Regions from separate parts of the Mus musculus genome. Here regions 2 and 3 are each linked to region 1. Evidence: chromatin loops called from intact Hi-C (ENCODE). Cell type or tissue: left cerebral cortex. All regions are shown on one strand. Each heading gives the region's core, and the rest is flanking DNA. Links, peaks and the distances in the headings are about the cores only.

What was found. Hi-C counts contacts between places; a loop is a spot of excess contacts. Peaks named below come from ENCODE experiments on the same cell type or tissue, not always from the same donor. Only the 100,000 strongest peaks of a DNase experiment are listed, where the experiment ranks them.
Region 2: a loop joins it to region 1, with 3 times the contacts of the local background. A loop is called at or near these places in 7 of 42 quality-filtered maps.
Region 3: it touches region 1 in a loop (2.8-fold over the local background); 12 of 42 quality-filtered maps call a loop at or near these places.

What each region holds. Positions count from the first base shown.
Region 1 is chr5:93,158,045-93,167,974 of GRCm38, reverse strand. It overlaps Septin11 (septin 11), which reads right to left. Exons shown (of 10, transcript NM_001009818.2): 6 at 6,729-6,825; 7 at 5,683-5,851; 8 at 2,594-2,726; 9 at 288-475. Among named protein-coding and RNA genes, the nearest start is that of Ccni, 43 kb to the left of the region's middle. In left cerebral cortex, for the core only: CTCF peaks have their summits at 1,782, 1,988, 4,216 (motif pointing right) and 5,113 (motif pointing left); a DNase peak (open chromatin) is centred at 4,226.
Region 2 is chr5:93,040,012-93,049,941 of GRCm38, reverse strand. Sowahb (sosondowah ankyrin repeat domain family member B) reads left to right here and starts at 4,920. Exons shown (of 1, transcript NM_175270.4): 1 at 4,920-8,819. The coding sequence starts at 5,084. The coding sequence ends at 7,366. It overlaps Gm52780 (a long non-coding RNA gene), which reads right to left. Exons shown (of 3, transcript XR_003955751.1): 3 at 9,060-9,727. In left cerebral cortex, for the core only: a CTCF peak has its summit at 4,731; DNase peaks (open chromatin) are centred at 6,310, 6,589, 7,075, 7,794 and 7 more places; H3K4me3 peaks cover 4,765 bases; H3K27ac peaks cover 3,853 bases.
Region 3 is chr5:92,999,898-93,009,827 of GRCm38, reverse strand. It overlaps Gm36764 (a long non-coding RNA gene), which reads left to right and starts at 761. Exons shown (of 3, transcript XR_880434.2): 1 at 761-1,585. It also overlaps the pseudogene Gm6450. In left cerebral cortex, for the core only: CTCF peaks have their summits at 5,109 (motif pointing left) and 7,026 (motif pointing left); DNase peaks (open chromatin) are centred at 5,503, 6,962, 7,846, 8,690 and 4 more places; H3K4me3 peaks cover 695 bases; H3K27ac peaks cover 5,786 bases.

The DNA of each region.
Region 1 (9,930 bases), core at 1,188-9,187:
ATGAGAACTTGCCTGTCTTCTCGGCGTCTCCTGGTATTGCTACAGAAGCTCACAGGCCACTGCTATCCTGATTGTTTGGTCACCATAGTGACGCAATAAGTTAATCCTTTGTACCCTTTAAAAAAAATACCTCTAAAACCTCTGTCATCTTCCCTGCACTGTAGAGAAAAATACTTGCTTCTATTTTTCTGGCGATGGCCAGTTTCCAGTCTGTAAGTAGGAAAAGGTAGACATGCAAGAGGAAGAGATTGTTAGCGGTCCCCAGGAGGCGGGCGACACCTGCTTACTTTTTCTTATCCTTGTCCTTCTTGGTTTGCTGGGCCCCAGACTGCTGGGCCTGGGATTGCAAGAGCTGAGCCGCCGCCTTCTTTTTCTGGAAGTTGCTCACCTCCTCCTCAAGCTCCTTCTTCTTATCTTCCACCTTCTTCTTCTCCTCTTGGTGAGTCCGCTTCAGGAGGTCGAACTTCTCATGAAGCTGGGAGGGAGAAAGGAAAATCGGCGTGGCGAAAGGAAGGAAAATCCATGTGAGCCCGTGCAGATTCAGAACATGCAGCCCATATCTGCGCTTGCTTTGTGGTGGTTAGAAAAGCAATGGCCCCCACAGGCGCATAGATTTGAATTCTTAGTCATTAGGGAGCCATCATGGCACTACATGACAAGGACTAGGAGGTGTGGCCTTGTTGAAGGAAGTGTCCCTGGGGATGGCTTCCAGGCCCCTCTCTTCCTGCTGCCTGCAGATTCACATGCAGAAGCCTCAGCTACCTCACCAGCACCCTGTCTGCTGCCTGCCTGCCTGCCTGCCTGCCTGCCTGCCTGCCTGCCTGCCTGCCGCCATGCTCCCCTCCCTGAGGACAATGGGCTAAGCCTCTGAATGGTAAGTCAGCCAGCCCCCAATTAAATGTTGTCTGATATAAGAGTTGCCATGGTCATGGCATCTCTCCACAGCGACAGGACAGTAACTAATTCAAGTCTGACATATCTGGGTGGCTTATGGAGGAGGAAGGTGCAGATGCTGAGCCCTAAGCATTTTCTGTCATTTGAGTTCATCAGGGCTGAACCCCCTTGGGCATACTTAGTGACAATAAGGCATTTATTTATTTATTTATGGTTTTCTGATTCTACGGCCCTGGCTATCACTAAACTCATTAGAACAGGTTGGCTTCAAATTCACAGAGATCTGTCTGCCTCTGCCTCCTGAGTACCAGGACTAATAGCATACACTACTATACTGTGAAATAAGGCACGTTATTTTTGAAACCATAAAGATAGATGGCCAGCAAGGTGGCTTAGTAGGTAAAGGTGCTTGCTGCCAACCCTGACCCAAGTTGGATCTCCAAAACCTACATGGTAGGAGAGAAAACTGATTTTTGCAAGTTGTCTTCTGACCTACACACACACACAATTTTAAGTGATATATTTTTCTTAAAGCATAAAGAAGGCAAAAATTAACCATAAGCCTAATAACAAAGTCACCCTAGAAACAAAAGTGGATTCTTGTTTCTGGGCCTTAGATAATTCAGCGTTCATGTACAGATATTATTCCCTCTCTTTCTATACATATGCGTACATATAAGCTTAGTTAAACACACTGTTTAAATAATAAAATGAATAATTATTAGCTTTTGGCAAACAAAATCCCTAATCATGGGCACAGCTCAGCGGTAGAAGGTCTACCATGCAGGTGTGCGGCTCTGGCTTCTGAAACAAACAACAAAATAGTCAGAAAAAGGAACAGAAAGGGGTTGGGGGTGGGATTGCCAAATTCCAAATTTTATCTCATCACAACTTGGTTAAGGTCAGCCAATAATACTCAATTTTCTTTTCTCCACAGCACAACCGTTTTAAGCACTCTGAGTAAATGGCCTCTACGTTCTACTAGCTTCTTTAAAAATATTTATTTTCAATGTGTATATGTTTTGCCTCCATGTATGTCGGGGCGCCGTTGTGTCTGGTACCCACGGAGGGCAGCAGAGGCCATTGGATCCCCTGGAGTTACAGATGGTTATAAGCCTTCATGTGAGTACAGGCACTTGAAGACAGGTCCTGGGGAAGAGCAGTCCTAATGACTGAGCCATCTCTGCAGTCCCAAGTTTCCTCAGTCTTTAAAAACTAAAGTAAGTTGCAAACATTATTCTGCAGAATAATGCACAGGGAAGTGCGGCTGGCCTAGGTGGGGACCTGGGTGGAATGAGAAGAGATGATAGCAGGAAATACGCTGGAATGAGGGCAGTGTGGGTGAGCCCATAATGCAAAGCCTCCACTGGTTAGCTTGTTTAGTTGGCTGAACCCCCAAAATCTCACATTTGAAGACTTATAAACTGAGGAACCTCAGAGCTGAAAAGACCACGTGATCAGTTAGAGAACTAAGATCTGGTTTTAGCCTTATCTACTGCAAAAATCACTCAGCTTTATGGCCCTCAGTTTACCATCTGCTAAATGGGGACAAGAATATCTGCCAGCATTCCTTGCCTGGTGGGGAAGCTGCTCTTGTGGTAACGGGGAAGGGGAAGCACTCTGTACCACTGTGAAGACTCACTAACCGCAGCATGCTGAGAAAATGCCAGCGTCCGCTCCTAGAGGACAGACAGCTCACCTCTTTTTCTGCCTCCTTGAGCTCCGCCTCTTTCTCCTTCACCCTCATGACGAACATCTGTCTCATCTCCTCCTCTTTCTTCTGTAGCTCCCCCAGGAACTCGTTCCTCTTTGCTTCGTAGGTCTCCTGAAGACTATTAAGAGTCCGCAAAGCAAGACAGGGCATAAGACAGCATCGTACATCCCACTTCACGCCACTTCTCCCTCTCTGGTTCCAAAAGAAAAAGCTCAACTGCTGCTTACCACACTGAAGCTCAAACCAAGAGTTTTATTCTTATTTATGCCAACATGACAGAGACAAACACGTCCAAAAGCATAGGGCAACGCCGAAGGACTACAGCTCATCAGCCAGGTTTCGTGCAAGAGCAAGTCAGCCTAGCATCACGGGTGAAATGACAGGAGCTGGACTCAGACAGAGCTGTAATTCTGGCCTCAGCAACTGGCTGACCTTGGTAGGCACGGCTCTCCAGTCCCCTGCACAGGGGTTTCAGGCACAGTGACACTCACCTCCACAGGATAAGATCGTGCAATTGAGTCAGGCGTCACTTGAGGAAGGCATCTACTCCTCACCTCCCACTACCCTTCAAAGGGCAAACAGGCTTAGCGAGAAGTCCACCTTCTAAAGCCGGGGCTTTGGGGTAGAAACCCGCGATGGCTCAGGCCACGGTACAGTTTCTAGTGGTGTGGGGAGGTGTCTAATTTTCATTTTGAATCCTGTACTTTGCCCTTCTGCAGAACTCAGAGCCTGAGTTTCATACTGAATGTCATACTCAACTGTTTCAGAACAAAGGCATTTATAGAGAAAGCTGTGACGAGACTATACAGTCAATAGATCTGAACCGCTAAAGAAAGTCCTCTTGCTAAGTCTAATTTGTTCCCTGATCTCACCCAGAGGGGTTAAGGACACGAGTAGTGGCAGGGTCAGGACTTGAACTTGGGTTCCTTAGCATTCCTCAACACTGGTCCTGGCCAATGCATTCAACTTCACAAAAGCTTGTTGTTTCACTTTTGTGCATAGAAACAAATACTCTATTAAAAAACAAAACAAAACAGTTTTTTTTTTAATTATCTTAATAAGCCTAGAGTGGGGCTTACTTTATGGGGTTATCATCTGGGAAATTCATTGCAAGTGCAGACGGACTTGCTACACCTTCACAGAGTCATCCTATCTGGTTGGAGATAGTTTCACAAGCCTGCAGGACTTAATGAAATGATACTAAGTTCATTAGAACTTAACCTCTCGGATAGAAGTCCTTTGTGTGAGATTTGCATTTGTTCTCACCAAACACAGACATGATTATGGGAATGCACAGTTGTACCATGCGGGGAATCAGCCCAGAAGTACTGATCTTTCTCCAAAGTGATTCCAAGAGAGAACTCCTCCACCAAAGGGCCATTCAGGCCTGGGAGGAGACTGCCTCAGTGAGCACTGACAGACAGCCTTAGGTTCTTTGGCCAGCCATCAGTTCGACGGCTTGTAGATTTCAGAGTATGTCCTAGGGATACCCAAAAAAGGTGGAAAACTGGTTGTTCAAAGGCACTGTGGCTTTAATCAGAAGAGGCTCAGAGTCCAGACAAACCTCACATTGGCGCAACTGAGGTTCCTATTTAAGAAATGGCTTGGGCTCAAACTGGACAATCCCTTCTTCTACCAGGAGGTGGCAACCTTCCATAGTGACTCAGAGTTATCCTTCCATTCATCCCAAACTTTCTCCAACAATGGGGGGGGGGGGGGATGTGGGGTGTGAAAGGAGGACAATTGCTAGGGTGCTGAGTCTACCTTCCCCACCCCTGCATTAATTAATTTATTCATTTTACATCCTGATTGCTGCCCCAACCTCCCTATCCCCTGCCCTGAGCCTACTTTTAAAGTGTTTTTTTTTAAGATTTATCTATTTATTTTATGTATATGAGTACACTGTAGCTGTCTTCAGACACACCAGAAGAGAGCATCCGATCCTATTACAGATGGTTGTGAGCCACCATGTAGTTGCTGAGAGTTGAACTCAGGACCTCGGAAAAGCAGTCAGTGCTCTTAATCCACAAGCCATCTCTCCAGCCCCCTCTCCCCTTTTAAAGTTTTTTAAAATTTATTTTTATATGTATGGGTGTTTTGCCTGAATGTATGTTTATGCTCCACAAATGTGCCTGGTGACCAAAGAGGCCAGAAGAGAATGTCGTATCCCGTGGGGCTGAAGCTGGCCTTGAGGCACCATGTGGACGCTGGGAATCAAACCCAGGTTCTCTGTAAGAGCAGCCAGTGCTCTTAACCACTTAGTCGTCTCTCTAGCCACAATTACTTTTCTCCTCGGCACATTTTGGGTGTCCATCCATCTGTGATGTGGGAAATCATATACATTTCCTAGGCTTTTTCCTTTCCTACCCTCTGTCAGAGCGAGCTGTACACCAGTGAGATAACAAGAACACCTGAGGGCTGGAGACGTGGTTACACTGCTGGTTGCTCTTCCACGGGACCCAAGTCTGGTCCCCAGCACAATCGTCATATGGCTCACCTATAATCCCACCACCAGGGGATCTGACTCCCTCTTCTGGCCTCTGTGGGCAGACACTTGCACACACAGACACACAAACACAGGCATACAGACATCCTTGCATGCTTTATAATGAAAAGATACCTGAAAAGCTAAGAGCCTTAGAAAGTCCAAACTGTTTAAGACAAATGAATGGGGGCAAATGTCACCCAGCAGCTGCATCCTGTGAGGGTGTGGGACAGGCACTAAACCCCACAAAGTCAGGAGCTAGGGCTCAGGAACCAAAAAAGCAAGGATTCAGAACAGCCTCCTTTCCCTAACTACTAGGACTTTAGGAGGTTGCTTACACTTTCGGCGCTTTGAATGCTAATACTTGTAAACACGGGCAGCAATGCCAATATCCACAGCATCACCTAGCTAAGATGATAATGCAAAGTGGTTATTGCCCGGCAACAAAGTGGTTTTCCTAACACCCGCTGATTAACCCCACCTCACCTCACGCCAAGCTACTGAGGTAACAAAGCCTCATAGATACATAGTTGCTCTCCAGCAACCCTTTCCATGGTGCAGACACACCTGTCTGCTGTGTAGCTCATACCTGAAGGGCTTGCTGTCGGGGTCCGTGTCCTTGAAGCCCATCTCCTCAAGCTTGCAGCGCCGATACAACTCGTAGTGGCGAGTGTGCGTCTGCTCTCGCAGGTCCTCCATGTTCACTCGGATCAGCATCTCCCGCAGCTTCACAAAATCACAGTGGTTTTCGTTCTCAACTACAAGAAAAATGAGCAAAGGAGAGGAAGGCCATCAGTAGTGACTTCACTGAGAGGCAGGGTGACGCTCCAGAGGGGGTGTCGCCACCCCTCTTAAGATCTAAGGTCCAGAAAGCATAGAGGATGTCTTGCTAGCTTCTCCCTCCATGCTCAAGGAAGCCCAGGCGAGGGTGGCGGAATTGATGCTGCGGAGGGAGGGGCTTCACAATCTTTCCTTTAGCTTTCAATCATTCTGCCTGCCAAATGGTGAGTCTTCTCCTGCAGAGGCAGAGTCCGGGTTTGGGATGCAGCTGATGGCCCAACATCTGGGTAATAACATCTGGCTCCAAGGTCAGCCCCAGGGCTACCACTCCAGGCTGTGCCAGCCCAGCAAGGCAGTGCTTAAATACCACCATTCTTCCCAATGAGCAGATTTCTGCTGCAATAGCATTTCCTTGGAAAAACAACTTTCCCAGATATGAGAGAGAAACAAGTTCTTCCCAGCTATCTAATGCTTTGCTATGAGACAGGTGCTGAGGGCTACTCTTTGTGAAGAACCATTTCCTAATTTTACTAATTTCTTAAAGAGCCCAGCATCTTGAGGGCCCGCCTCCAGCTCGGGGCTTGTAGCTGCCTCTCAGTCTGTCTACCTGCCCTACTGATGACCATTTCTTTCTTCCTCACATCCACGGTGGCTTAGCTGGGGGGTGGGGGGGGGGGGGTTTGCAGGAAGCAATGAGGGGAGTGGGAGTGAGGGAAGTGGGGCAGACAGCCTCACACATTCCTACATGCCCCGTGTTGACACCTTCTTCCACATCGTGGGGCAGGGAAGAAATGTGGCTGTCATTTCTTCATCACGGGCACTGGCATGGCGTCCCTCTCCCGTGACAGGACATACCCTGCACCACACCCCAAGGGTACTGCCTGGCCTTCGCCATCTTGTTGCCAATCTTGACCTCTTCAGTACTGCCGACCACTGCGAATGGGAGATGGACCTGCCGGGTGACAGAGAGGTAAATGGTTATCACATGACACCAATCAGAGCTCCTGTCCCCATCAGAGAGGGGTCTTTTTCCTCAGAGGCAAGAGAAAAGGGGGAAACATGAAGGAGAGCCAGGAGGGACTATGGTCTGGTAGATGTCCTTCATGAATCATAGTCTCCATGATCTTGTATTCTAGCCAAATACAAGCTAGATTTGAGGAGCAACCTGAGCTTGACCTGCATGTCATCTGTCACAGCTGACACTGCGACACTCTGCATCCATAGGGTACTTAAAACATGGCTTGTGGAGGAGGACAGGAGACATGGGTCAGTGCTTAAGAACATTGGCTGCTCTTGCAGGGAGAGCACATAGTGGCATTTCACAACTCCAGCTCACAAGATATGATGCCCCCTTCTCGCCTCTGTGGGCACTGCACGCACATGGTACATAGATACACATGCAGACAAAATGCCCACATGTGTAAAATAAAAATAAGTAAATCTCTGGTTGATGGCTCAGAGCATACACAGGCTGGTCCAAGGACTCTGGCACATATGTCGCAGAGGGTTGCCATGTCTGGCCTCAGTGGGAACAAATGCACCTAATCTTGCAGAGATTTGATGTACCAGGGTTAGGGGTAATGGGAGTGGGGGCTGCCCTCTCAGAGGTAAAGCGGGGATGGAAGGAGGAACTCTGTGAAGGCAGACTGAGGGTATAAATAAATTAATTTAAAAATAAGAAAATCTTCCTACACACACACACACACACGGTTAGGGTTAAGGGTTAGGGGTTAGGGTTAAGGGTTAGGGGTCAGGGTTAGGGTTAGGGGTTAGGGTTAAGGGTTAGGGGTCAGGGTCAGGGTTAGGGGTTAAGGTTAAGGGTTAGGGGTTAGGGTTAAGGGTTAGGTGTTAGGGTTAGGGGGTTAGGGGGTTAGGGTTAAGAGTTAGGGCTAAGGGTTAGAGGTTAGGGTTAAGGGTTAGGGGTCAGGGTTAGGGTTAAGGGTTAAGGGTTAAGGGTTAGGGTTAGGGCTAAGGTTAGGCTTGTGGGATCAAGATGCTCACTTTTAAATTTCATTTCCTTTTAATTGATTTATATTCAAATTTAAAATGAAAGCAATGGAAAGTATCTTCCCATTAAATATTAAATTTATTGATTAGTAGGCCTTTGCATTTCATTTAGCTTTGAGCTCAAATCAAATCTTAAGAAAAGAGAACAGCCTTATGACAGTGATGCAAGTTTTAAGAAAAATTATGGTAGGTAACTGTCTACATATTGAAAAACCTCTAAAGCAAGCTAGGAATAACGGATACTTGGATCTGCCCCTTGACTATAATCTCATGGCATGATAATGAAGATCATTTGTTACTGATGAATATGAAATCTGGCTTGAGGTTGGAGGGTCATTAAACGTATACACTGGATTCCAAAGACCCGCTACAGAAGCATCGCATTGGTGAGATCATTTTATTTCTACTGAACACGGCTGCTTACTTCCTGGCTTTGCAGTGATGGGGCGGGACCTGAGGCCTCGCGCATGCCAGGTGAGAAGAGAGCTGAGTGGAGGCCCCCCGCTGCAGAACTATCTCAGAGAGGCTCATCAGTGCCCAAACCTCAAGTCAGAAATACACTGTAGTCCAAAAGCCTGGCTCGAGCCTCACACCCCAGCTTAGCTGGAGCAGAGATGGTATGGTGTCCAAGACAACGGCCCCTTCCATACTGGGTCATCTGGTAGTTATGACTACATCCTGGGTGTGGAGGAGGACACTAACTGCTTTCTATCAGCTCACACGAGGAGATCTTTAGAGCTGCTTTGAGGATTATTGTTTATGGTTTCCTGTCCACTGTGGAGAAGGGAGTCAATGTTTTCAAGATAATTAGGCAGAGTCCACAGCTCAGGTTGCAGGCAGGCTTGGCATTTTGTGTGATGCACAGATATCTGAATTTCCTAGTCCAGGGGACCCTGGTGCAGCAGTTATGATAAGCGCAATGCTCCTAGAGAATCCCAAAGTGGTGCCCCCAGCACTCCTGCTTTGGGGCAACTCACAACCACTCCAGATCCAAAGCCTCTGCTCTCAGGGACATATATTCACATACAGATACACACCCGTACACACATAACAAAAACAGACAGGGTAGGACTACGTAGCCTGGGATTTGCTATATAGACCAGACTTGCCACAAATTCGTAGACATATGCCTGCCTCTGCCTCCCAAGTGCTGGGATTAAAGGCGTGCGCCATTCCCTGAAAGTAAGAAGAAAGGGATCTTTCTAGACAACTTGACCTATCAACCTAGAAAACAGTTCCCACTCAATGCGACAGGAGCAGCTGGCAAGTCTAGCTTTAATAATCAGTAAGTATATGTGACATGAAATTGGTAGGGGTCCTCTCAATGGGAAGAAATAGGTCAAAAGGGAGAGGGGTATGCAGCTAGATGATAGGTAAAGGAGGGGAGGAAACCAAGGAAACCATGCTTCTTCATGTTTGTGACCCTAGATATAAATGTGTGTGTGTGCATATGTGCATGTGTGCACGCATGTGTATGACAAGAAAATAGGGAGGAAGGAAGAAAACTACAAAGTTGGCACCATGTTCAACATGACCTGGCATCTTGTTCTAACTGGGGCAAGGAGAGAAGACACAGTCAGACACACTGTGGTGGTTTGAATATGCTTGGCCCAGGGAGTGGCACTATTAGGAGGTATGATGGCCTTGTTGGAGTAGGTGTGGCCTTATTGGTGGAAGCGTGTCACTTTGGGGGTGGGCTTTGAGACCCTCCTCCTAGTTACCTGAAGACAGTCCTCTCCTGGCTGCAGGTGGATCAAGAGGTAGAACTCTCAGGTCTTCCAGTGCCATGCCTTCCTGGACCCTGCTATGCTTTCTGCCATGATAATGGACAGACCCTCTGAAACTGTAAGCCAGCCCCAATTAAATGCTGTCCTTTATAAGAGTTGCCTTGGTCATGGTGTCTGTTCACAGCAATGGAAACCTGAAGACAGAAGTTTACATGGAAGCCCTAGCAGAGAGGTAGGGTCAGGTATTCTGTGCACACCATCGGAGCCACACCTACTACCACACAAGGCCTGGAACCTCAGTGAGATAATTATGTGCAGCACAG
Region 2 (9,930 bases), core at 762-8,761, 120 kb after region 1:
CACATCTGATAGATCCTCAATAAATATCTGATAAATAAACAAATAAATAAATAGACAGGACAGCAGAAGAGACATCAATGCAAGGAACCCTTTCTCATCAGTGTCTCACCCCCCCCAATCTGTTATGTAGCCCAGGTTAGCCTCAAACTCTTTATGTAGCCAAAGATTACTTTGAATTTCTGACCCTTCTATCTCCACCCTCACAGTGCCAAGGTTACAGGCGTGTGCCATGCCAATTTTATTCCTGGATCATATAGGGCTGGGTATGAACCCTTCTGTGCATGCTAAGCAAGCTCTCTACCAAATAAGCTTCATTTCCAGCCCCCAAATGCAATACCACTTCCCTTCTGTTTCTCTTTTCTTTTCTCTTCTTTTCGCTCCTTTTCTTTTCTCTTCTTTCCTTTTTCTTTTCTCTTCTTCTCTTTTTCTCCAGTGCTGAGGATGGAGCCAAAGGCTCTGTGCGTGCCAGGTGAAGGCTCTAGCATTGAGCCATCCCTTGTCTTCACGGGGGAGTTCACTCCTCTCCCTGAACTCTGGGCTTCCAGGCCACCCCTTACCTCCTCCTGTATCCACTTTTCACTCCGCTCTGGCTCCTCACTTCGCTTTCCTTGGCTTGTTTCCCTCAGCACACATGCAAGATCATATCCTGCCCTAAAAGAAGAACACTCACTTCCATAGTTTGAAGGTATTCTCTGTATCTACATCGATATCTAGGGGTGAGTGGCTGAGTCTTCTCCCTACACTCTCTCCCCCAGCCGCCCCTCAGGACTGGATTCAGTGCCTGCTACTGTTCTGACACTGTTCCAGATCAGCCCCGGTGACCTGCCAGCTCTGGTTCTGTTTTCCTTCTTATCAGCCTTGGCAGTGTCTCTAGAAAGCTGTCCCTCTTGATCCTGCTCTTCTGAGACGCAGGTGTTCCTCTTGGGGTCCTTTCCAAGTCCCCATAGGTGGCCTTTCCTCTTTCTCTCTGGAAATTGCCATTTTGGTCTCTTGTACTTGCTCTCCTTCCTGTACATTTTTTTTTAAAGAAACGTCCTCTCCTGTGCTGTAATGACCATTTGTAGATGAGAATGGCATGCCTTTGGCGACCCAAAATTATATTGCCAGCTATCTTCTAGATATCTCTATTTTTATAGCCCTTCAAATTTCATATGCCCCAAGTTGAATGTCCCATCTTTATGTATTCCCACAAACTACGTATTCTCTATTTTCTCTCCAATGGAGGAAGAGATGATGCCAAACCTCTCTCAGCTGCTCAGGAGCTTGCCAAGCTGGTCCTCATCCCCGGGCTGACGCTGGTGCCAGGTCCTATTGAATTCACCTTCTAAATATCTCTTGAATCCATCTGTTCATCTCCCTTTCTCAGCTTCTGCTGAACTCAAACCTTTTTTTTTTTTTTTTTTTTTTTTTTTAAGCCTCTTTCGTGCATCCTCTCAGTAGCGCCCGGACTCTTCCTCCGGTTGAAGCTTCACCTCCCCTTTCCTCTCACATTCTTTTTTTTTTTTTCTTTTGGAGATGTGCTCTTGCTGTTTAACTCAAGATGGTTTCCATTCACAATTCTCCTGTTCGTGGCCCCCTGGATAAATGAGTTGTACCACCCTATACAGTCTTGTTACTTTGTTCTTAAGTGTCTTTTCAAAAGAAAGAGTAACATAGTCTCATATAGTCCAGTAGTTAGGAGGCTAGTTGGCTAGTGGAAGCACTCAAGTTGCATTACTCTCAGGCAGTCCTATCTGAGCCCCAGTACACAGACATGTAATATCCATCAATTGCTCTTTTGGGGGAGTGGAAGGGGTAGGGTTCCATTTTGTAGCCCTGGCATGTCTTAAATTCTGCTATGTATTCCAGGCTGGCCTGGAATTAATTCATAGAGATGCATCTGCCTCTTCCTTCTGAGTGCAGGGATCAAAGACACATACCACCACTCCCAGCATTGTGTATGCACGTATGTATGTATGTATGTATGTATGTATGTATGTATGTATTATTTTGCAATTCCTGTATTTTAAGAGGTACTTCTTTTTACATTTTAATATCTCCGAAATAGAAATGCAGTCTTGGATGTTGTTATATACAACACTGCTGTGTTTATGTTCTTTTCCACCCACTCTGATACATATTCTTTTTACCCATAACCCTAAGTCAGCATTTACCCCCAGATGTTTCTCAAGTGCAAATCTTATCTGGTTGAGATTCTCTGGGAAATTCTTAAAAGGCTCTGGCTTGGGGAGAGGGGCTCTTTAGTCCCTTCTCCCTAACCCTTCCTCTACACAACTGCACTCCTCTACCTTAAAACCAAGGAGCTATATTTTCAGCTAGCTCCCCAAAATACTTAAGTGAAGCAGGAGCCCTCTGCACAGAAGTGTCTTCTGCCCTAATGGCCTCACTTTTTTAAAAATGCAAAGTCCTCCTCACTCTGAGCTGAGCCTTAGCTCTTCCTTCATGCACCCGGGGACCCCAGCTCATGGTCTGTGCCATCCTAAAGTCCTAAGTTTATGTGTGATTCCTAAATCAAGTAGCATGCTAACCCATGCCATTTCTCTGGTCTTTTGTTACCAACAGAGTTCTCTAACAGACGTTCTTCTTTATATATACCTATTTCTAGCAATGCCCAGCAATGTAGCAAAAATAAATAAAAATAAAAAACCTTTGAAAATAATGAGCTAAATATGAGGGAAGCAAGAAGGTATCCCTTATATAAGATGTAGAACCTTCCACCTAACCATCCCCTTACCCTAGGACAAGCAAGAGGACACCAAACCACTTGGGTATCCACACATCAAAACAATTGTAGACCTAGTAATTCAACCCTTAATTGAAGGTGAATGGTGTCAAAACCTTTGGCATCGGTCCCTCCCCTTTCTCTCCTCTTAAAGTACAGCAAGTCACGGTCCCATTCTGCCTCTTGGTCACTTGTACAACTCAACATATGTACTTGTGCAAGGCACCAAAGAGGGATTCTCCTGACTTGCCCATCTGAGGTTTCCATTTGGACTCTGCCTCCCACACTTGTGAATCTCACTGAGAGACTCAACACCAGTAAATAAATACAAGCACGAGCTGAAGTTTCATATAAAAACATTTGTTTCAATAACTACTTTAAGGCGTCAAAGTTATATGGAGTGGGAACAGCTCCTCCATGCCAACCCACTACTAGGTTTCAATTCTAGAAACTGCCCCAAATAGACAGAAACAGTCCTTCTTTCTGACCTAGATAATTTAAAGCCAAGGAGTCCAAGTCCTTCATGGAAAAGTACCAGGGTTCTGTTGGGATTTAAATGAAACACTGCTGGTGTGGCCTATCTGACAGACTGTCAACTGATCAGTGGCAGTGACAGAGGGCTTGCCTAGCACAAATGAGTACCTGAGTTTGATCCCCCAATGCTGGGGTAGGGGGATGGAGGGTGACCATACCAAAACATTGTTGACAGTTGCAGGACCAACATACTCGAGATATTCTTAGTGAAAAATCTGGAACTGTAAAGTGAAGTAAAAGGAGAGGAGAAAATAGAGAATTTATCGCTAGAAACGTGGCAGTCATGGGAGGCTGCAGAGACACAGACATTTGGGGTGGCTGTTAGGGAAGGTGGGGAGGGAAGGCTGCAACGAGGCTGTGCAGAAGACAAAGGGGCTTGAGGCTACAAGAGATAGGTACTGTTGACAGTATGCAAATCAACTCAAGATAAAGAAGAAAGAGAGTCACCCAGACCAGACAGAAATGTAGGGCTTTATGGATGAAGTGTGCTGCTGTGGCTTAACTCTTCCCTCTTCAAAGGGGGCTAAAGAAAAACTTGAATCAGGGTGGACTCAGCAGCCCTTCAACAGACCAAGAGAGTCTAGCGTCCCCTTTCCTGGGGTGGAATCAAATCCTCGTCGCGATTTCAACATTTTAAATGTGTGGAGGAAAACTTGCATTCTCAAAGCAAAGACTTCACAAAGAAGTCAACATGAAACAGATGGAGCGAATCTCTTCTCTTCACAAATCTTAGACTAAATTAAAAAAAAATAACTCTGGGTATCAAATACCTTAGCTAAGGAGATAATTCCTCTGGATTTTGGCTTCCTAGGAAATGACCTCTCTGATAGCGAATCCTCCCCCAACACCTCTGGCACTGAGCATTGTAATATAAGACAATGATGCCGGAAAATGAAAGGCAAAACCCAACCTTCGTCTGTAGCTTTCAGAGTGATTTCGCTCTCAGTACAGACTTAGGCAGGTGTGTCTGAACTCCTTGAAGAGAATGTCCTGGGAGCCGCCTTCTCAGTATCTTGTTATCGACAAACTAAAAGAGATTTGGTTTGGATCTCGGTGGGTTTTTTTTTTCCGGATCCCGCCGGATTCTGCAATTGGGAACCCCGAGCCCCTCCCCAGACCGAGCTAATAAAGAGAAACAGCGGGGAGCCAATCTATTGGACCCTGACCCGTGAAGACTCTAGCTGTAACTCGTGCCGCGGGGAGAGAGGGACCTAGTCGACCTCCCTCTGCTTTAGTTTCTAGCCTGGCGGGCACTCTGAGGGACAGCCAGTCGCCTACCTGCCTGACATCTCCCAGGCCTCGGGGTAGCTGCGCGCCCGGGAGAGCTGTTCCCCTCCGGCTCAGTTCGCCCTCGGCCTCACCTCCCACGCTGCCCGCGACTGTGACCAGCCTGACTCACCCCGGACGGGTGGCGGGGGTTGGGGGATACTTCAGAAGGCGGAGGTACTGGAGGCGGGCTGAGCCCTTCCCCCAGAGCCCAGGAGGAGGCGTAGCCAGAGCGCAGGTGAAACCGACTCCGACCTATCCCGGGAACTTTCGCTGCGGGGACTCGCTGCGACAGGCCAGCGTCGTTCAGGGGCGGCCCAGGAGCCGCCCCCTGCCACCAGGGTTGCGCGCGGGGACTCTGCCTGGGCACCCGCCCCTAGGGACCCTCGGCCCTCCTGGAGCGCCCTGGGGATGCGGGCGGCGCCGGCCTCCGCGGCTGATGGAGGCGGGTGGCGCCACCCTGGGCGCAGGTGACACTCTCCAGGCCTGGGTTTCGGTCGAAGGGGAAGTGCGCTGGGAGCTCGAGACGCAGCCGCCCCAGGGACTAAGGACCCAGCAGCGATGGCCGGAGAGCTGAGCCAGGAGGCACTGCTGGACTTTCTGTGCCAGGCCGGGGGCCGAGTGCGTAACGCAGAGCTGCTGAGCCACTTCAAGAGCTTCCTGCGCGACCCTCACGTGTCTCCAGGCCAGCTGCAGGAGCGTCGCGAGCGCTTCAAGGGCTTCGTGAACTCGGTGGCCGCAGTGCGCCAGGACCCCGACGGCACCAAGTACGTGGTGCTCAAGAGGAGGTACAGGGACCTACTGGGGGAGGAGGGCCTGCAGCGACCGGGCCCTGTAGATGGAAAGCCGCGGGGCCACCGCCGCCGTGACCCGGAGCCGCAGAAGCCGCCGGCAGGTGCGGGGACCCAGGTGGACGTAGGTGGCAGCGCGCAGAAGGTGGCCGGGCCAGACCCCAGCCCGGAGGACAGCCCGAACCAGAGGACACCGGAGCCAGAGGCTGCTCAAGCCAGAGGCAGGTGTGCGGCTGTGGGGACGCGAGGACGCTGCTGCTGGGAGTGCCAGCAGAACGGCTGGGGACAGTCCACCGGACAGCCGCTGCCAGAAGATCTCGGAGACCCTGCAGTCGCCTGCGAGAAGCCGGAGCGCGCTGCACCTGCCCGGGATGACCTCGGAGCTCCGGGGTGGCTGAGGGAAGGAGAGGCCGCCGAGCACGCGCCTGGATCTGTACCGCCTGTCTGGCCTCCGACCGCCGTCGAGGCTGCTGGCAGCCCGACGTCCCCGCCTGCTCTCCCGCCCCACCCGGCGCCCTCCAGAGAGCCACTGGAGCTGTTTACCGCCGGCTCCCCGAACCATTCAACCCAGCAGCTGCAGCAACAGCACCAGCGCACTCAAGAGTGGGTAGCCAGATACCTGCAGGTGCCTGAGCCCGAGATCCAGGCGCCCACTCGCGCCTGGTCGGTGTTGCCAGACAACTTCCTCCAGCTACCTTCAGAAACCGCCTTTGGGGTCTCGGAGACCAGCTCGGCGCTGCCAGAGCCCGCTCTGTCTTTTCATTCTCTCCTTCCCGTGGTTCTCGATGAGTCCTCAGAATCCTGGCCAGGGAACGCTCCATCTACCGTCTTTCGAAGCATTCGTTGTCAGCTGTCCCTCCAGGATCTGAATGACTTTGTGGAGCAAGAGAGCCATGGAAGTGAGGAGAGCAGCAGTGGACCCAAAGAATCTCCCGGAACCCCCGAAGAGGGGCTGCAACCTGTCTTGAGAACTTCCTCCTGGGGGGAGCTCAGGGATCCAGTTGAGGATCTGTTTTTGCCACCAAACGACAGCCCTTGCCTGATCCGGCGGGACCTCGGATATAGAGGGAATGCGCCCAGTTTTCGGAAGGTCCCAACAGTGGCTAAAAGCCTTGGAGACCACCCCCAAGAGCCCTTCCCTGCCCTCAAGTTCCGAAGGTCTGTCAGGAGGAGCTCTCGAACAGGAAGAACCAAATCTCCTTCTTCCTCAGACGAGGAGCATCCTGATGAGGACTTGTGGAAAAGGAGTCGGCGCCCACCTCGGTCCAGGAAACCTTCCAAGGCAGGAGCCCTGCCCAGCCCAAGGGTGGATGCTGTTTTGGTACAGAAATTGGCAGATGCTAATGCTGTGGCCAGTCAGCCACACTCTTCATGGATCCCAAGCAGGGATGGATCTGCAGCCTTGATACCCCACAGACCTTCTGAGCACAGGTCCCCCCTTGTCCCTCTAGACACCAGGGAGCATGAGTGGATTGTGAGGCTTGCCAGTGGTTCCTGGCTTCACGTGCTGACTTTGTTCTGGGAGGACCCCCAGCTGGCTTTGCACAGAGACTTCCTGACTGGGTACACAGCCTTGCACTGGATAGCAAAGCATGGTGACCTGTGTGCCCTTCAGGATTTGGTCTCTGGAGCCCAGAAGGCGGGCATTGCACTAGATGTAAATGTGAGGTCCAGTTGTGGCTATACCCCACTGCACCTTGCAGCTATTCACGGGCACCAGGGAGTCATCAAATTGCTAGTGCAAAGACTGGCTTCTCGGGTGAACATTCGGGACTGCAGTGGCAAGAAGCCATGGCAGTATCTGAACAGTAACGTCTCTGGGGAAACGTGGCAGCTCCTGGGTGCACCCCGGGGCAAACCTATCTTCCCTGTCTATTCCTTAGTCCAAAGCTCTTCCCCAGCCAGGAAGGTCAAGAGCCGGGAAGTGTCTAGAAATGTCACCCGGAAGACTTCCTTGGCTGCTTTGCTCAAAACTCAGCACAACAAATGGAAATTGGCCAGCCAATATGAGAAAATCCACACCTCAAAGGAGAGAGAAGAGTATAGTGACTGAGGTGGGCTTTTTTCTCCAAGAGGCGCACGCATGCGCGCGCACACACACACACACACACACACACACACACACACACACACTCCCCAAGCTACTAAGTAGGTGGAGAGAACCCAAGGGAAACAGAAACTGTTAGGAGTTGATAAAGATTGAGGAGCAGTGAAATGGTGTCCTCAAGGGTCATCTCAATTTCTTGAAGGCTCATATGTTTGGACTGTGAAATGTGGACCAAAGCTGATCCAGGCACTCAAGCCTGCGAAGGGTTCCTCTCTCTCCTGAGCCAGCCAGGGGTCAGGGCACAGGAAGGCACAGTATTTTCTGAGGCAGTGCCAGCCAGGCCTTACTAGAAAGGGAAAGGACGCGTCAAAGGGAGGCAATTCATGGAAGTGCCGGAACTCACACTCTTCTCTGGCTGGAAGTTCTTTGGCTTCTATTCATCTCTAGAATGAATCTTGGCTGAGTGGAAAGCACCAGTTTGAAGTCAGATGGCTTCCCTTCATTTTCTTTATGTGCCTTTTGGCAAGTCCAGCCAGTGAAATAAAATTGTTGCTGGAGAGTGTAACATCTGACTGAAGAGATTTCCTCAGTCCTGCACCTTCCTGCGAGCATCGTCTACAGTGCTTGGTGTAAACTGATGACTGTCTTCTCGGGGTGTCATTGCCATTGACCGGAGAAGCAGATGAGTGACATTCAGGAATGATTGTGACTCCACTCCCTAGACAAATGATAACACTCAGACTCGGTTTTGTTTTCTGTTTGTTTTTGCTGTTGTTTGTTTTTGTACCAACTCAAAGTGAGCTTTCCAAGAGGAAACGCATTTTAGTTCATCTGTGTTATGACTGAAACTCTTCATCCTGCAGGGGGAAACTCCATGTGTAGCAAGCAGGGTCATCTCTGACAGCGTTCCACATGTCTGAAGATCAAAGTTGGTACTCGGGAAAAGAGCTGGATTCCCTTTGGGGAAGCAGTAAGTGTTAAAAGCATCAGAACTTTGTGAAGCTGCTAAGTATAACTTTATTTGCACTAAACTTTTTGCCAATTAAGATTAACTATTAGCCCTGAAGTACTGAATGTCTAACAGGAAGTGTCCCGTTCGGTTCTCAGGAAGAGGCTAATCCTTGCAGGTCCCTGGCTGAAGGTGACTCTGTGACCCCAGGAGAATGTGTAAATTCTGAATGTAAATCCAAAGAGGGCTGGAAAGTTCATTGATCAAACAGAGATTACTTTTTTTATGGAAATAGTTTCATGTGTGATGCTGTATTTTTTTAAAAAGTATTCTTCTGTTATTGTCCTGCATTAAAAGACCAGCAGATTGATTGTTATGTTATTATATTGTATCAAGCTGTTATTATATTGTGTCAAGCTGATCGTTGCTGATGTTCTTACATAATGAAGTCTGTGATTGTCCAATCTTTTTTGTTTCATTGTAATCTAACTATATAACTTTGCTGAAATCAGTCTCTTTCTCTTGTCTATCTCTCTCCATTTCTCTGGGGGCCTTATATGTATTATTCAAGTGCCCACCCTCCTATTTATTTTTAATAACCAAAAAGACAGAATAATAGATTCTATGAGCTTTTCCAATTAATGGCCTTTTCATCCCCTACCTAAAGGGAGAAACTGGGAAATCAAATCAGAAAACCTGAGAAGAATGACTCTGTGTGTGTGTGTGTGTGTGTGTGTGTGTGTGTGTGTGTGTAAATTTAAGTTTACAAAACAGACAGTTATGAAAATAATCTAGCAAACAGCTTCTTTTAAGAGCCAGTGGATCTAACACATTGTGAAGCAAGATCAGATTATTCAACACATACTCTGCACAACTCTGTGGGGTTTTTAAAGGTGAGTGGGACAGGTTGACAGGCTGTCTCTTCACTAGGAGCTAAAACCCTAAACTATTTGCTCTTGGCTGTTTTTTACCTTGACTTGTTCCCAGGTTGTCTTTCAAAGCCTCATTACAACAGAGAGAAGCTTGTACTAATAGGCAGGAGGAAGAAGGGGTGTATGTGTCAAGAATGAGTACCAACTAAAAAACTAAATGTTGGGGGTGGGAGGAGGGGAGGGAGGAAGGCAGGCAGAGAGAAGGGGAAGGGAAAAGAAGCTGGGCTTGGTTCTGTCCAGGAGTGATGATACTGGCCTTCCCAGGAAACCAGCTTTGTTGGTTCCTCCACATTCTTGTCGTCTGCTTCAGTGTGGCTCCACACTATAGTGATCATCGGGTGAACTGTCTCACACAGTCACAGTGCTGGTGGGGGCAGGGCAGGGTGAAAGAGCTCAGGCTCTTGCTCAGGTTGCAAAGTCCAGGTGGAGAGGACTTGGGCAGGAATGCTCTTCCAGCCTTCTGCTGGCTTCTCCCGGATGTGAACCCTGCACAAGATAGCACCACACCCGTGGGGGAGGGGAGGTCAAGGCCCTGCCCACTCACTGTCTTGTCCTAGATTGCTTCCTCTTGGAAACCCGCTTAGTAAGGTTGCTCATATCCCTCAGAGAACAGCTCAAATACAACTCGTAAAGAAGATTCAAGTGGAAGGAAGGCCTCCATACGTAGGCATGGCTGTTTCGCTAGAATT
Region 3 (9,930 bases), core at 830-8,829, 160 kb after region 1:
GTTTGGTTCAATCAAGCAAACATACATGTAGTATTATCTAATAAATGCTGAATTAAAAATAAATTATAAAGCTGGGTGTGGTGGCACTCGCCTTTAATCCCAGCACTTGGGAGGCAGAGGCAGGCAGATTTCTGAGTTCCAGGCCAGCCTGGTCCAGGACAGCCAGTGCTATACAGAGAAACCCTGTCTCGAAAAAAACAAACAAAACAAAACAATAAATAAATAAATAATAAGTCAGGCAGTGCTGGTGCACACCTTTAATCCCAATACTCGGGAGGTAGAGACAGGTGGATCTCTGAATTCAAAGTCAGCCTGGTCTATATAGTGAGTTCCAGACAGCCAAGGCTACACTAAGAAACAAAACAAAACCAAAATAAATAAATAATAATAAATAAAAGGCATTGAGGCATAAAGGGCTCACAGTATTAGCATTAGCTGGGATCTGACCTATCTAATTTTATCATATGCTGCAAGGAGAAAAGCTCAAACTAGTCCAAACTACTATAAAATCAGAGAAGAAAATGATTTGTTTACAATGAGAATGAACTTTCACACCACTTTAAGATTAATGGGATAAACGTATTTCTCCTTAGATACAACTTTAAGGGGAAATTATCATTTGGATTTCCTGAACATTGATTTAGCAAAAAGAACAGCTACGGCTGGCTGAATGGCAGCAATAGAGACGTGCTGGAAATAGATAACTCAGAACCAGGGAACTTATTCCTACCTGAGCTCAGGTGGACGGCACCGAATTCTGACCTTTTGAGCTTCATGCTTTGGTGACCTTTCTGTCCACCTGTCAGGACCATCATTCAGGGACACTGTACAATTTGCGACATTTTTATTAAGATTCTGTGATGTTCTTTAAAATAGTCTTAAAAATAGTCCCTTGTCTACCATTCAAGTTTGTAGCACTGTCTAATTCTTTTATGGCACACTGAAATGAGATGGCCCATCCCACTCACAGTTACTGAATAGTCGGGGGTTCACGAGGCAGTGTTCTTTTGACTATATGGGATGGGCAACGTGACTCAGAATGGGTGACATTTCTGGATCTAAAGGCTCCGTGTCACTGATTCCATGGGCGTGCTGCCCTTTGTTCTCAGTTGTCTGCTGTCCTGTGGTGGCTGCTGCTGGCTCTGGGTGTCCAGCCTCCCAATTCCAAGTCCAGCTAAAAGAGTTCTTTTTATCAGTACTACAGGAAAATCTTCCATGGTGAAGGATGGTTGGCATAGCTTGGCTTATGCCCTTCTTGGATGATTCGTGATGCCGAGGGAGACGGAGCGCATGCTTTGTTTAGACCTTGAAGATACTGCTGTTTCTGAGATCTGGCTTTTGCGTTTGGATGGAGAGTGACCGGAAACTGTGCAAAGTCCATGTACATAAAACCTCTGGAAATTACTGGACAGGCGACTTTCGTTTCCTCATCTCCGTGTCTTTGGGGGAATGTAGTGGTCAAGGTCCATTTATAAGACATATGGCCAAAGCTGATGGCATGGATGCTATGATGTGTAACTACTGCCCTCCAGGACCTCATTCTAAGAGAACACACATGTATTCAGATAACCTTAGCATGGAGTATGTAAGTATAATGGAATAATGTAGAGATGGGACTTATCTTCATTCAGTTCAGGGGACAGAGGACCCTGTTTTCTGAAAACAGAGGGAAGGCTTTGGGCTGTACACAGCCTTGAAGGGCAGGCAGGGTTTTGGTGGGTGTGGATATAGGATGGGGCAGCAGTTCCAGCCAATACTCGGGAATTTTTAAAAAGAGAAGGGAGCTGGTGGTAGTGGCACTTACCTATAACTCTGGGCACTCAGGAGGCCAAGTCGGGAGGATAAAAAGCTTGAGACCACACTGGAATATTTAGTGTGATGAGAAAAAGATTGTCTTGGCTTGTGTGGGAAGGAGGGGACAGTATAGCCATGTCAGTTTGAACAATGGCCATGTGGTAGCTTTGGGCAGCATAGAGGTGTGTTTGTGCTTATGTGTGTGCCTATGTGTGTATATGTGTGTGTGTCTGTGTATCTGTATATATGTGTGTGCTTATGTGTGTGTTTATGTCTATATGTATATGTATGTATGTGTGTATATATGTGTATGTGTGTGTTTTTTTAAAGATTTAATTATTTGTTATATATATATGTATATGTATATATACATATATATATATATATATGATGAGTACACTGTAGCTGTCTTCAGACACACCAGAAGAAGGCATCAGATCTCATTACGGATGGTTGTGAGCCACCATGTGGTTGCTGGGAATTGAATTCAGGACTTCTGGAAGAACAGTCAATGCTCTTAACCGCTGAGCCATCTCTCCAGCCCATGTGTGTTTGTTTGTGTGTATGTGTGTGTGAGGGCCCTCTGTGGTAGGGAGGCTGGCTGAGTTTCTAGAGCTCTGCCAATCTCTCAGAGTTTTTACTCAGCCCTTGAAGAGTAGCCCAGAATGCCTTCCAACATCTGGGTTTCTGAAGTGGTCCTGCAGAATTGGGATCCTTGAAAAGTGAACTACTGTGCTTTCTATCTTGGGCTAAGTCAGGCCCATGGTCAGCTCCATTTTCGTTTTCAGATTACTTAAAAACCCCAGATCTCCTCCAGACTAAGACTCTTTGCACTGTAGTGCCTTACCCTTGTGACCTGGGATGGAATAAGAGCCCAGAGGTCCATGCCCGTAGGTTGAGAAGAACAGAGCTGAGTGTACAGAAGAAAGCAGGAGTCTCCAATCCCCACCATCATTTCTGGATGGCTCTTTATGAAGAGATAGGTAGAAACCAAAAGGAGAGGATTTCTAGCTTTGTTTGGAAGAAGCCAGACTGCATGACACGGCAGCAAATCATCTCCCACTAACAGGCACAGTGAGAGACTGGGGGCCCGCCAAGTCTTCGTAGCACTGAGTGGGCTCACATTCCAGGTGAAGAAACACTTCAGTTTGATGGTTTTTTCCCACCAAGACATGGCTGTCCTGGAACTTACTCTGTTAGATCAGGCTGGCTTCAAACTTACAGAGATTTGCTTGCCTCTGCATCCCAAAGACTGGAATTAAAAGTGTGTGCAACCACCACCTGGCTGGTTTTAACTACAATGTTCAGGGCTTATTTATTTATTTACTCCTTGGCAACAGGGTCTGTGTTGTGTGGCACAGCCACTATTACTGAAAATGAGTATTCAGGCCTGGGCATGAGTGTTTATGTTCTCTGTACATTTAGGGAAGGAGTCGGAACTTTTAGAGGTGACGACAGTGGATGTTGCTGCTCCTTTTAATCAAAATAAGTAAATGATCAACTCCATTTAAAACTTCTGCAGCTCTATGGGAAATTGAAAAGGCAGAGCAGTCTGGTGGGGGAGGGGAGGAGAGCGAACAGGGACATGGGGTGGGTGGGGGTAGCAGCATCAGCATCATTTTCTTCTCAGTTTATCAGTATAGATGATAAACTCTTGCCTGAAGACAGACTAGGCTGAAGCATCTCGTTGGGGTGCACTCTGCAGCCCTCCCATAGCTCCCGGCCTGCCCCCTCCTTAACTGAGCTACAAGGAATCCTCCTCCTACAATAAGAATCCATGACGAGTCTGCACTTATCTAGAGCCCAGGTCCCCATGACTGGACTGCCTGGGCGTTGCCTAGGAGATAGGTTTGTGAAATCAGAGCTGACCTACTTTGTTGTCCCCGCCATTTTTTCACGGTCCAGCCTCGGGCTGCTTGCTTCAGGACTGGCAGACTCAATCTCTAGCTAACAAGCCTTAGGATTTTATTTAATTAATCACGTGGTCTAGACTAGCTTTCACCAGCTCTTTCTGCAGCCCAGGCGGGCTTTGAACCCGACCCTCCTGCCTCAGCCTCCCGCGTTCAGGGATCACAGGAGTGCACTAGGACAAGCTATGAATTTACAGGAGTCTGTGCTGCTGTTTGATTGGCGGGCTCCTCACCTGGGACATTAATCTTCCCTGACACATTTCCACCCCTTCCCGGGCAGGCAGTTTTCCTTCCTTGTGGCGTTTTGCTGGGTTTTCAATCCCCAGTCGGTCAGCAGAGTGTCTTACTCTTCCAGGGTGGCTTGGTGCAGAGCTCTTTCTGTTTCCTGGCTCTGCAGATGCGGCTTCTGGAATTTCTTGGCTTCCTGTCGCGCCAGCTCTTCCCTGCCTCTGGTTGAACACACTATTTCCGGGGGCAGTGCCCTGTGCTTTTGTAACCTTTTGGGTCGTCTGGCTTCAAGTTCCACAGGGGATCTTGCAGGTCGGCAGCGGAGCCCTGAAGCTAGAAAGTGCCTTAGTCATGTTTCCATTGTGGACTGCAGGGGACAAAGTTTTTAAAAATGGGCATTTGGAGGAACTTGCAAGGTTTCTCATGGCGTGTTCAAAGAACTACATTCCAGTATCCCACCTCCGGGTGCCAGCCCGCCTTTTAACGCTTTTCTCCTACCTAGCTGCTTTCTTTAGCTTTCTCTGTGCTTCACTCCGCCCGCCACCTCCTGGCCTTTGCATAAGCCGCTGCCTCCACAGACAGCCTCGCCCGTATCCTCCCCCACCCCCCCTCCGCCCTCTCCCCTCCTCGCCCCTCCCCCGTGTATGGCTGACACTGTTTCAGCCTATATCCATAGCACTCATGTGTACTCCAAAAGCATTCTAGATCCTTCTTTAACAGACTCAATCTCTCTTTTAAACCCCGACCCTGCCGTTTTTCTATTCTTATATTTTCTTCATTCTAAGAGCCATCATTTTTTTTTTTTGGTTACAATTATATCGAGAAATAGACCCCCCCATTTTAAGTGAACCATTTTGAGGCTTTTAATATTACCACAGAGTTGTAAAATCATCCCCACAATCAATTCTAGAATATTTGTATTGCCCTTCAAGGCAGCCTGGTACTGGTTAGCTCCTATACACTGATCTCCGATCTTCCCAGACGAATATCCATTAAACAAACTACTCTCTGTAGATGCATGCATTTAGAATTCTTCATGTAAGTGGAATCTTGGGGGGCTGGAGAAATGTCTTAGTGCTTAAGAGCACCAGCTGCTCTTCCAGAGGTCCTGAGTTCAATTCTCTGCAACCACCCTGAGCCACCCTTAATGAGATCTGACGCCCTCTTCTGGTGTGTCTGAAGACAGCTACAGTGTAATTACGTATAATAATAAATAAATCTGTGGGCTGGAGCAAGCAGGGACTGAGAGAGTTTGGCAGGAGCGAGCAGAGGTCCTAAATACAATTCCCAACAACCACATGGTGGCTCACAACCATCTGTAATGGGATCTGGTTCCCTCCTCTGATGTGCGTGAAAATGGAACAGTTGTATAATAAAATAAATAAGTAGATTTTTTTTCAATATATAAGTCTTTTATTCTCCCAAAAGAACCCAAATTGTTCTTGTGATCAGGATCTTGTTTCTGGAGCCAGGAACTGAGGCCTCCTCACTCGTCAGCCTGCTGCACAGTTCCCTTCTCAGACACATAGATGCCGTCCAAAAACTTCCTGATATCCTTGTTTTTAACTGTTGTGGCTTGCTGAATCAGGGCAGCTGAATTTGAAGCAAGTTCAATATCATTTCCTTCAAGGATTAACTCATCCTTCTGGGCTTGAGAGACAGAACAAGCAACACCTGTCCTCATCCAAACCCTGTGGATGTAGTTTTTCACCCAAGAAATTTCGGATTTCAACCAAAGAGCCATTCTCCTGGATGACGACGTTGATGGGGAAGTGAGCATACACAAACCACATTTTGTATCGGAAGCCCAGTGTGACACCTTTGATCATGTTCTGAACATGACTGCAGATGTTCCTGACGGTGGCCAGTTCCTTTCTGTTACCCCACCATTTGTCAACCCAGAGCCTTTTCTTTTTCTTCCCAAGAAGACTCAGCTCCACGTTGATGTGATTGAAGTCCCTCCGCAGAGTCCCCCTGGGGCCCTTCACAATGACTGTGCGCCCCTTCAGAGTGATTTCGACATTCTCTGGAATGTCCACAGTCTGATTGCTGCGAATGGTCTTCATCCTCACAGTAGATGGGGCAAAAAGAGCAAGTAGATCTTTTTTAAAAAATGATAAAATAAGTGGAATCATGTATGTATGACAAGTAGAGGCTGTGTTCTTTCACTTAGCACAAATGTTTTCAAGGTATCGTATACTTGTGTTGTAACATGTAGTTAGCAGGAGTCCATTCAAGAGCACCATTAAAAACATTTTAGCATCTGGGTTGTAAAGATGTATCTTCAAGTCATTGCCTTCCCGTAAATGGTGTCAGAAGCTGAGCCGTACAGATTAAGCAGTAACGCCCCATTCTTTCCTTCAGTTGGCCCCTTGCAGCCTGTGAGCTTGAACACACGTAGGACTTAGAAGACAGGAGCCTGAATGTGAAGCCCTGTGTCTGACCTCTCCTTTATCAGGGCCTACAGCTTTGTAAGCATAACGAAAAGCCAACCTCATGAGGGTCTGGACTCCCTTTATTCTCCTTAGCCCTTATCTTAGCTCTTATGGAATCCTTTCCACTGAGCTAACAATAGCTACCCAACAAATATTTACGTCAAGGTTCCCTCTTTGTCTCATAAGCGCTCACAGTGGGGGCTGGAGAGAGGGCGCTGTGATTAAGAGCACTGGCTGCTCTTCCAGAGGTCCTGAGTTCAATTCCCAGCAACCAAGTGGTGGCTCACAACCATCTGTAATGGGATCTGACACCCTCTTCTGGTGTGTCATCGAAAGGTCACAGTAAAGACAAGGCATTGAAGGGTAATTATTCCAGATGACCTGGCAGTATCATTTCTGAGGATGTTACCTCCAAAGAACTGAAAGATTGACACTCATATTTGTGAACTGATTTTCATAACAAAATTGTTCATAGTAGCAAAAAGTGGAAAACAACGCAAATGCTTGAAGAAGGGTGTTGGGCAAAGTGTATGATGCACATGCAATAGAATATTATTCAGCCTTCAGAAGGAGTGGCATTCTGACTCATGCTACAGTACAGAAGAAGCTTTGCTGTACAGTCTCTCCTCTGGGCCACAAGGCTGCCACCTTCAGGAGGTTGCTCTGTTCCCAAAAGATCATCCCAGCTGGGCTTGTTGCTGGAGAGAATCACGGGACTCTCACCTGAGTATCCAGTCATCTCTCCCAATCAGTCATATGTAATTCTTCCCTAATTGCACATGGCCCTGTGGTCTCAAGGAGTGGGTAGGTAGAGTATATAGGTAAGGAAGGAGTAGGGGAAGGTGCTCCAACCTCAGCCTTGGGGACATCATCATCGCTGTTGGGTGGCTTCTCTAATGTCACCCACACTCCCATCCAGGACCCCCCACCCATGCTCTGTAAATAACCCTAATAAACTCATTGCTTCCTCGGGGTGACGTTGGGTGGAACTGAACTTTGTCCTTGGGATCCTATGTGGAAGGTAGGTAGATAGATAGATGTTGCCTAGTCTCCCTCTCCCCCAAAAGGGTGAAAATTCTCACATCAAACTTGAAGACCCTTTATAAGGTGGTTCAAGTGGCCAAATGCTCAAAAGCATTGGAAGGGTGTCTTCGAGAGGCCACCTGAAGGGAACTGGATGGAGTTAGTGTTTAAGTACACAGTTTCAGCCTACAAGGTTAGAAGGTTCTAGAGATAAGAGGTGCTGATACCGATGTGTAACAAGGTGAATACGTCTGATGCCACCAAGCTGTGCAGTCATCTCTTTGTGCAAAGTGTCGGGGCTGGGATTTCCAATATATTTCAGTAGGTAGAATACCTGCTTAGCATGCACAAAGCTCTACATTTGATCCTCAGCACCAACTAAAACTGGGCATGGTTTCACACCTCTAATCCTGGCACTAGGTAGGTGCAGACAGAAGGATCAGAGATTCAAGGTAAATTCAAGGCCAGCCTGGGCTACATAAGACCCTGACTTTAAAGGAAAAAAAGTGAATATTTTCCTGTAATACTTAGACTAACCCTACACTCCTAGACTTATGCTATTTTCCTGCCTCAGCCTCCTGAGTAACTGGGACTGAACCACAGAAACATTCAACTTGCCAAGATATATAGTACAATTAAAAACGGTTAACATGACAAATTAGAGATACAAATCTCTCTCTCTCTCTCTCTCTCTCTCTCTCTCTCACACACACACACACACACACACACACAGAGAGAGAGAGAGAGAGAGAGAGAGAGAGAGAGAGAGAGAGATTGACTGTAGAGACAAAGGTAGCCAAGAGGCTCTTAGAGTAGAGGCACCTTCTTGGGACTTTTGTGTCTGCTCCTGTTCGGTGGCTGGTATAGCCTTTGCATCCCTCCTGGTCCTTATCAGGTCTCCCTCTGTATCCTCCCTTCTGTATCCTCTTATACTGGGCTGTGTAAGATCCTGGAGGCAGGGGAGATGTGGTGTGGTGGCTTGTTGCTGAGGGCTGTAAGCTAGGCAGGCTGCCAAGGTCTGGGCAGGACAAAGTGTAGGCAGTCGAGGGCTCTGGAATAGGGGCCTGGAGAATCCATAACTGTCTAGGTGACAGAGATGAAGAGAGATGGTGAGACTTGAGAACACTTTAGGCTGCATACCGTGGAACCCAGTGACCCCCGGGAGCACCATGAGTTTGCTGCACCCACGGAGGCCCCAGGTTTCTGGATTGGAGGACTAGCTGCATGGGAGGAGACGTGGGCCGGGGGAGGATGAATGTGCTTGCAGGGAGATGATGAATTCCACTTCTTATTTTCAGATCTGCTGAGTCGAAGGGACTTGCCATATAGCTAAGCAGCCAGCTACTCGAAGGAAAATATCAGCTTCAGTTTTATTCAAAGCCTCCGAAGGAGTCACTAGGAAAGCAGACTGACATTTTTTTTCCTCCCTCTCTCTCAAAAGACTTGTTCTTCAGCCTTCCAAAGAGTGTATAGGACCAGATGTGCCACTTGCGTAATGCTGGCGGCTCTCTGTGCGCGGCCCACTTCCTGTTTATTTTCATCAAGGGACCCACGCTCTGCTCCTTCCTCTCGGTTCTTATTTGGGAATTCACTGATTGGGACCCAGAACCACTTACTTGGTCTCCCTGGTAGGAAGCCAAGCTGTCATCTTCGAGGCTTAAAGTAAAGAATAATATACTTGATTTGTAGAGCAGAGGTTCTCAGCTTGTGGGTTGTGTCCACTTTGGGGGTAGACGGACTCTTTCGCAGTAGTTGCATATTCCACGTATTGGATATTTATAATCCAATTCACAACAGTAGCAAAATTACAGTTATGAAGTAGCAAATAAAATAATTTTGTGATCAGGGATCACCTCAACATGAGGAACTGTACTAAGGGTCCCAGCATTAAAAGGGATAAGAACCATTGTTGTGGAGAGTTATAAAATACACCCCAGCCTTCCTGTGGCTGGGATGGCCGCTTGGTTTTGAAGCTTTGACTTACCTTCAGAAGGCTTGTCACAGAAGAAATACATCATTGATTTGCTCTGTTTTTAGATGGCTTGGTTCGCTCCCATTCTAAATCTACTCTCTCCGCTGCTGCATTTTTAAGACGTTACTTGGCAGGGTCTGGTTTAGCTTTATCAGCTGGTCTGCCTCTCTATCCCAGCTCCCTGAGGCTGGAGGACATACCCCTACGGCCTTCCTCCTTCTGCCTGAACTGGGGCAGTCTCTCTCCACAGGCCGCTGTTTTCCTTCCTCTTGGGAAATGCAGTGGACAGGAGACTGGAGGGTTAGGACTTTGGAATTTGGTGGCAACCCATTGCTTCTCAGGTCTGTGACAACAGAACCTTAATGGTTGTTTGCTTGTTGTGCGCTGTTGTAATAGATCATGTTTTTCTACATTTGTTCCCATCTTCTCCCGGGACTTAGTTTCTTCATCTGTGAAATGGGGACAGTGTAATACTCCATGTGTCTTTCCCACTTCACACACTCCTAAAGATCCTGACCGACACACAGATAGTCCCTGGGAAGCCTTATTAAGATGGGTGTGATTAAAG